2 separate regions of the Mus musculus genome follow, and region 2 is linked to region 1. The links are chromatin loops, found by intact Hi-C in ENCODE. Cell type or tissue: heart. All regions are shown on one strand. Region 1 holds the start of Ccpg1os (cell cycle progression 1, opposite strand). Region 2 holds the start of Rsl24d1 (ribosomal L24 domain containing 1).

What was found. Hi-C counts contacts between places; a loop is a spot of excess contacts. Peaks named below come from ENCODE experiments on the same cell type or tissue, not always from the same donor. Only the 100,000 strongest peaks of a DNase experiment are listed, where the experiment ranks them.
Region 2: a loop joins it to region 1, with 2.7 times the contacts of the local background. A loop is called at or near these places in 1 of 42 quality-filtered maps.

The regions. Positions count from the first base shown.
Region 1 is chr9:72,983,492-72,987,491 of GRCm38, forward strand. It overlaps Ccpg1os (cell cycle progression 1, opposite strand), which reads right to left and starts at 1,885. Exons shown (of 2, transcript NM_001198789.1): 1 at 1,650-1,885. The coding sequence starts at 1,676. Ccpg1 (cell cycle progression 1) reads left to right here and starts at 2,013. Exons shown (of 9, transcript NM_001286544.1): 1 at 2,013-2,182. In heart, a CTCF peak has its summit at 2,214; DNase peaks (open chromatin) are centred at 1,960 and 2,620; H3K4me3 peaks cover 1,788 bases; H3K27ac peaks cover 1,493 bases.
Region 2 is chr9:73,111,498-73,115,497 of GRCm38, forward strand. Rsl24d1 (ribosomal L24 domain containing 1) reads left to right here and starts at 1,972. Exons shown (of 6, transcript NM_198609.2): 1 at 1,972-2,086; 2 at 3,391-3,504. The coding sequence starts at 2,006. In heart, no CTCF peak of the experiment used is centred here; a DNase peak (open chromatin) is centred at 1,944; H3K4me3 peaks cover 2,124 bases; H3K27ac peaks cover 1,274 bases.

The DNA.
Region 1 (4,000 bases):
CTACTACTGGCCCTAAAACTAAATCACCTTTCTTGCCTCTCTTTTACATCTTGCTCCCTTTCCCTTCCTCCTTTCTCCACATGGTCATGGCTGGTCTCTACTTCTCTACTCTCTCCTTCTCTCTGCCTTTCTCTGCTTCTACTACTCTCTTAACTCCCCTCCACAAGCCCTAAATAAACTCTATTCTACATTATAAACAAAACAAAACAAAACAAAACAAAAAGCCCTAAATCACTGTAGTGGCTATTCCTGGTTGTCAACTTGACTATATTTGGAATGAACTACAATCCAGAATTGGAAGGCTCACCAGTGACCCTTATCTGGAGGCTTGGAGATAGAAGATTCTGATCTGGATCTTGGTATGGAGATCTTGAGGCATAGTGGCTATGGATTCCAGAGGATTAAATCTCCGAGTTCAAGGTCATCCGGGATTAAAGGTGTGGTAGAACACACCTTTAATCTGGGCTACACCTTCTGCTGGAGACAATATAAGGACATTGGAAGAAGGGAGTCTTGCTCTTGCTCCTTCGCCTGCTTGCTGTGTGAGACTGAGTGAGTAACTGCTGGATCCTTGGACTTCCATTCACAGCTGCGACTGAACCATTGTTGGGAATTGGGCTGGGGACTGTAAGTCATCAATAAATTCTTTTACTATATAGAGACTATCCATAGGTTCTGTGACTCTAGAGAACCCTGACTAACACAATCACCTTCAGGTCTAGATTTAATGATTTTAAAAAGTCACTTCAATAATCCAAGTCACCAGGTGTCTTATCTACACCAAGTCATGGGGGACCGTGCTATCTCGTCTACAGCTCATAAGTAATCAAAGTAAGTACCACTTTACAAACCCACTCACTGTAAAGCCAGCTTTGTTATTTAAATTTTCGCCTGTTCACCAAGTTGGAAGAGCAGAGTGTAGTAGCATAGGCCTGTAATCCTAACACTTGGGAAATAAAGGCAAGGGGTTCTGGAATTCAGTGCCAGCTACACAAAGAATTTAAAGTCAGCCCGAGTTACTCTGAGAAGCTCTGTCTCAAAAAAAACCCACCACCCAGAACTCCCCTCTCACCCAAACAAAAACGAGGGGTTAGGGATCTACCTCCTTTGTAGAGGGCTTTCTTAGCTTGTGTGAGGCTTGAGGTTCAATCCCTAGTTACAGCAACACAAATATCAGATCTAAATGTGAACTAGCTTTTGCCCAACATCAGCTTGTTGAATGGTTTCCTTTACTGTTTACTCACTAGACAGGTAGGGGACAGAGGAACGGTAACTTCCCTCTGGGGTGAGTGCACTCCTATTCACCCTCTTCCATCCTTTTAGACTAGGCATACTCTAAGTGACAAAAACATGAAGGTTCTAGGGCTGGGAGGTGTAGTTCAGTAGAACAGAGATTACCTACCATGCACAAGTCCCTGAGTTCGATCCCCACGACTGCAAATAGATAATGCAAAACAAAAACCATCCTGGACAAAAGATCATTTGTAGTGAGGTGCCTCCTATACACCTTCAGAGTAATTACTTTGTGGATCGTGCATTTAAACTTGTAAATATAACAGCTTGGTGACTAGTGAGTGGGAGTAGATGGTGCCTCAAACACTATTATGAATTCGACTTTCAAAAGCATCTAGCTCTCTGCCCAAACCCACCAAGTCGCAGTCTGTCTCTCTCGCCATCTTAATCTCTTCGGCAAAAGCAACTCTTTCCTGATAGCGAGAAGTCTGGCGAAGGCGTAGGGCCCAGTCTTCTTACAGAACCGACGGAAAGCAACAGCAAGACGATCGGAGTCCCGTAAACTACAATTTCTGGGGAGGAAGACGGTGGGTGGAAACCCTCCGTCTTCCAGTGTGGCAGCCCGTCTCCGTGGCAACCGGCTGCAGGCGTGGGAGCCCGGATGTTGTGGAGATCCGCAGTCGCTCCGCCCAGCTTCCGGTAGCCTCAGGGGTGCGGGCCGTACGCATCTTCGGGAGTCGTAGTTCTTTTTGCTCGCCGCGAGCTGGCAGGAGACGTAGGAGGAACTTCAAGTCCCAGCATGCCTTGCTGCGCCGCGCCTGCCACCGCTTCCCCGCTGCGGACGCCTGCGAGCAGGTTGTTGTTTTTATGAGGCGTCACTGGCGTCTGGAGCGCGGACGCCGCCACGGTGACAGCTGGCGCGGTCGGGCGGAAGAGGCGCTGTCTTCGGGTAAGACCCTGGGGCGCAGGTCGGGCTGATGGGGCGGCCGCGGGCTGCAACTCGTACCTTCGGGCGCAGCGCCGGGAGGCTTTCTCCTGGTGGATGCCTTGGTCCTCGGGCGACCTCGGGCGGAGGGCGCGACCTGGCAGGTGTTAGGCGCGGGCTCGCAGGCTGCAGCCCCGCGAGCTCGGAGCTGGGCGCCCCGGGATTCAGGTGCAGCTGCATCCGTATGCTGAGATGCCGCGTGCGTCACTCTGAGCCGGCTCGGAGGTCCCAGGTGTCAGGAATAGAAAAGTGTGCACCCCAGAAGTATACTCCTATTCAGCCCCGAAGCCTGTTCTCCGCCCGTTCTTCACGCTTCCCCTCCGGGTCCTTACCAGCGTTTGTTAGGCTGACGGCTTGTCCTAAGTAGCAGCTGCGCGTGTGTCGTTTGTGTTTACCTCTCATTTATCCCAACTCTGCCAGGGGCAGCGCCCGAGTTCTAGACCGCAACCAGCTGGGGTGTTTTCCTTAAGGGTGAACCATCATGCACTGCCCTCTCCCACTTTTGCTTTATTGGCTGTATGGGGCTGCTTGTCCCTAGAAAGGGCAACCAGTTGGTTATTCTCAGTTAGGGGTGCTATGAGACCTTTCCAGCAAGGTCACATAATGTTTGAAATGTCAGCACTAACTATCTTAAAGACCCAATATTTTTTCTTTCGCCTTTTTTTTTTTTTTTTGGAGTGGGTGGATTGGGTTTTTTTGGTTTGTTTGTTTTTGTTTTTTGAGGTAGGGTTTCTCTGTGTATCTCCACCTATCCTAAAACTTGCACTGTAGTCCAAGCTGACCTCCAACTCAGAAATCCGTTTGCCTCTGCCTTCTGAGTCCACCGACTAACTTTAAGATCCCAATCTTAATAGGTCTTAGATTTCTCAGGGGATATTTATCATGTATAACTGGTGTGAGTAGTTTGCTATTCTGACAAGCTCAAGTCACAGGGGAACTGAGAAGGTTGTTAAGGGTGAGTTAATGCTTTTGGCTTTTTTTTCTTGCTGTGTATCTCTGGCTGTCCTGATACTAATATATCCCAGGCTAGACCTGGGAGTTCTCTTGCCTAAGCGTCCTAGGCACTGTGATCGTAGTTGGGTACCATGGAGCCTGCTGTAAATGCTGTTTTAACCCTGTTACACCAAAGTTGAAATTCCAGTTAAAGGTGGTACCCCAGATATTTAGAAACTGAAGCAGGGGAATGGCAAGTTTGAGACCACTTGAGCAATATAGTGGAGAGCATATTTCTGTATAAAAAGACCGGAGAATGTAGTTCTTTGGTACAGTACTTGCTTAATGTATGTGAGGCCCTGAGTTTAAGCCCCAGGATGATCAGAACAACTCCTAGAACCAGTTTTGTACTGTAAGCCAAAGAATAGACTGTTGTGTTTCCATTGGAGTTTTAAGGATATTTAGTTATGAAGGTGATTGTCTAGGATGTGAAACTAAACTGACCTCTTTACGCTTTACTGTGTTTTCTGGGGATGCACCACCTTTTTTTTTTTTTTTTTTTTTTTAAAAGATGTGTTTTTGTATGTTTTGTCTGCTGTAAAGGCAGCTTGTGTATGCAGTGCCTGTGGAGACCAGAAGAGTTGGGAACTGTCCTCCTAGTATTTGTTCTCCACCATTGAGCTGTTTCTTCAGCTCTGAAATCTTTAAAAGACAGCATCTCATATAGCCCAGGCCAGCTACCAGTTGGCTATGTAGCCTTGAATTCTACATGCTCTTGCCTCCATTATCTTTAGATTCTTTAAGTATGACTTTCTAAAGTAAATGGGCTGGCAAGGTGTCTCCATGGGT
Region 2 (4,000 bases), 130 kb after region 1:
ACTGTATACAATGACAAATGGTCTGAAAGTACATTTGAAACAATCAGACTAATCTTTGATTAACTGTTGCTAGGAAGTAGCTAGGGAGTAACTCTGGCCCAGGACAAGCCCTGGGGTCCTTCCTGGTACTTGGGTGCAGCTTGGGTTCAGCTGCAGGCCAAGTCTCAGGCTTGCTTTAAGATGGAGGCTGGTCCCAAGATGGAGTAGGTTTGGCCTCTCAGACCATATTTTAAATATTTCAATATACGATCAGCAGGTAAATATCAAGCCAGTATGGTGGCACACCTCTACAGTATCAGCACAGATCATGATTTCTAGGGAACCCTGTGCTGTATATTGAGACGGAGACCTCAAAAACAGAACGAGGCACTGGAGAGATGACTCAGAGGCTAAGAGCACTGGCTGCTCTTCCAGAGGACTTGGGTTCAGTCCCAGGGTCCACATGGAGACTCGCACCTATCTCTATCTCCAGTTCCCGGGATCCTATGCCCTCTTCTGACATTGGCTGGCACAGCACACACAATGTGCACATACTAAACAAGTAAAACACATAAAATAATACGATTTAAAAAATAGCAAGGCATGGTAGTACACTCCTTTTTTAAAAAAAGATTTATTTATTATTATTATATGTAAGTACACTGTAGCTGTCTTCAGACACACCAGAAGAGAGTGTCAGATCTCATTAGGGATGGTTGTGAGCCACCATGTGGTTGCTGGGACTTGAACTCAGATCTTTGGAAGAGCAATCAGTGCTCTTAACCGCTGAGCCATCTCTCCAGCTCCCACCCCTCCCCTTTAAAATATTTTATTTTTATTTTCACGTGCATTGGTATTTTGCCTATAAGTCCTCTGGACCCAGGTCCTCTGGAAGAGCAGTGCTCATCACTTCAGCCCCTCTCCTTTAAAATTTATTTTATATGTGTAGGAAGTTTGGTTACATATATGTCAGTGTACTGTGTGTATGTATGCCCGGTGCCTGTGGAGGCCAGAAGAGGGCATCAGATCCCTTGGAACTGGAGTTACAGATGGTTGTGAACTGTCATGTGAGTTCTGGGAATCAAATCTGGGTCCTCTGGAAGAACAACCAGTGCTCTTAACCCTAGAGCCATCTCTCCAGCACCTGGTAGCACACCCCTTTAATCCCAGTACTAAGGAGGCAGAGGTAGGGAGATCTCTTATTAGATCGAGTCCAGCTTGGTTTACATAGCCAGTTCCAGATTACACAAAACGAGACCCTCTGCCAAAATACAAAATCAGTTAAGCATCCCTTGGACCCACATGGTGAGAGGAAAGAACCAACTCGTCCAAGCTGTCCTGACTTTGAGTAGGTTGCTCTCCTAAGACCAGGGTGGAAGTTTTTTTTTTTTTTTTTAATTTTATTTTGTTTTATTATATGTAAGTACACTGTAGTTGTCTTCATTCACTCCAGAAGAGGGAGTCAGATCTCTTTAGGGATGGTTGTGAGCCACCATGTGTTGCTGGGATTTGAACTTCAGACCTTCAGAAGAGCAGTTGGGTGCTCTTACCCACTGAGCCATCTCACCAGCCCCGGGTGGAAGGTTTTAGTTGTGTACTCCTGCCAAGTCCTTTGGGGAAGACAAGCCTGGAGTAAAGCAGACTTTGGTACAATCCGGTGTGGGGGAGCGTGCCCGTGGCAAAGCACAAGCACCGCAATAGCGCTATGGAATGAGTATACCGGGAAAAATTCCAAAGCGCCCGTACGGTAGATCTCACAGAACCAAAAAGTCAAACTCCCAGATGCAGTCTATAGCCTCTGCGTCTGCGCGGGACGCTGCTGCTGCTGCTGCTGCTGCTGCTGCTGCTGCTGCTGCTGCTGCTGCTGCGCACACGCGGGTCAGGTGGTGCCTTTACCTTCAGCTCATTCATATTCTAAGATACCATTTCCGGGTCGGGTCAGGGACTCGCTTCCGGCGACTAGGAAGTGACGTACCACTTCCTCTCCAGCTCCGCGTCCCGAAGGTGGGTCCCACGCGGGGTCAACATGAGGATCGAAAAGTGTTATTTCTGCTCCGGGCCGATCTACCCGGGGCACGGCATGATGTTCGTCCGCAACGATTGCAAGGTGAGGCGGCCGTGGCCCGCACGCTCCGGACGGCTCGGGGACTGGAGCGCGCTCTGCTCGCGCCGGGTTCTGAACGCCGTGGAGTGGCCTGGGCTGGACCCGGCGTCGGTTCACTGCCGGCGAGGTCTCCTCGTTGCTGTCAGACGCTCATCTCATCCGCAGGCCACCCGGCTTGCCGCAGGGTCAGGAAGTCGGTCGAATTAATGCTTAAGGAGGCTCATGCTCTCGTACAGTGGGAGGTGGGGTTGTCTGTAGCGGTTAATGGACATGGTGCCTGAGCCTTATAGACTTTTGCATTGTTGCTGGAGATGAGCTAGGAGAAAGACAGCATGGGGGTTCTTTGGGGGGGATTAACTGGCTACTTCGGCAGCCTTCACTATCCCACTTCTTGAAGGTTCTCACGGAATGAAGTATGTAAGCAAAAGCATTATGATTTGTGCCGCATGCACAGGCTTTCTTAGTTTAGGTTTCTGTTTCTGAGCGGGTCACACATTTTAGTTACCATACTCAGCTTTCTTTGCTAGCGCCCAGTAACCTCAAAGGCTTACTTTTTATGTTGCTTCCAGTGACACACAGAAATTGCATTATTAATTATTTTTGGTTTTTCGAGACAGGGTTTGGTTTTTCTGTATAGCTCTGGCTGTCCTGGAACTCACTCTGTAGACCAGGCTCAGAAATCCGCCTGCCTCTTGTCTCTCCCAAGAGCTGGGATTAAAGGCGTGCGCCACCACTGCCAGGCTCCAGATAGCGTTTTGTTGTTGTTGTTGTTTTTTGTTTGTTTGTTTGTTTTGTTTTTTTGTTTTTTTTTGTTTTTTTTTTCCGAGACAGGGTTTCTCTGCATAGCCCTGGCTGTCCTGGGACTCACTTTGTAGACCAGGCTGGCCTCGAACTCAGAAATCCGCCTGCCTCTGCCTCCCAAGTGCTGGGGATTAAAGGCGTGCGCCACCACGCCCGGCTGAGAAGGTCTTTAAGGAGCTTTTTCTTAGACTATTCCTTCACTTAAGGCCAGTGTAAGGTATTATTCTCTAAAGTGATTAGTGATGGTTTCCGGGTGCTTAGCCTGGTAGAGATGATGTCGGACACCCATCAAACACTTGAGTGTCCTTCTGTTCTGATGTCGCATGTGATTCTAGGTGTTGTCCTTAGTTCTTATGTGAGTGTCTTTTTTTTTTTTGCTTTACAGTAGTTTTTTGTTTGTTTGCTTTTTCTTTTTGGTTGGCTGGGGGGGGCCGGGGGGGGCATGTAGAAACATTTTTATTGTTGACTCTTCAGCTCCTCGGTATTTTAACTTGAGTGTCCTGTAGGTGTTCCGATTCTGCAAATCCAAGTGTCATAAAAACTTTAAGAAGAAGAGAAACCCACGCAAGGTCAGGTGGACTAAAGCCTTCCGGAAAGCAGCTGGCAAGGAGCTCACGGTGGTGAGTGCGGGTGGTGGCCTGGCCTGAGCATGGGCCCCGCAGTGTGCCTGCTTCTTTATTTCTCATACTCACACGATCCTAAAGTCCATTGTTCTGTAGACTTCTAAAAAGTGAAAAACTGCTACCCTAGTATGTAAAAGTTGGTTTGTTTATTTTTTGTTCTTTTTTCTTTTCTTTTGTTTCTTCTCTGTCTCTCTTTCTCTGTCCCTGTCTGTGTCTCTCTCTTCTCCCCAAAACTGTTTTTGGCTTTGGCAAAGAAGAAGAAAAATCATGTAAATGGGTTGGATGAAGTGGGAACTTGGACTTTCAGGGCTGGGTGGAGGTTGGGAGATGAGCTGAAGAGCCCCTGAGTAGCACTGGGGCTCAGGTGTGGTTTGTAACAGACACGTACTGGTTTCTGCGTGTCCTTGGTAGGACTCTGTCGGAGAACAAAAGCTAGAAGTGTTGGTATTAGGGCAAGCCAAGGGCTGAGGTAAGGGTACTTGGTGTCTGAAGA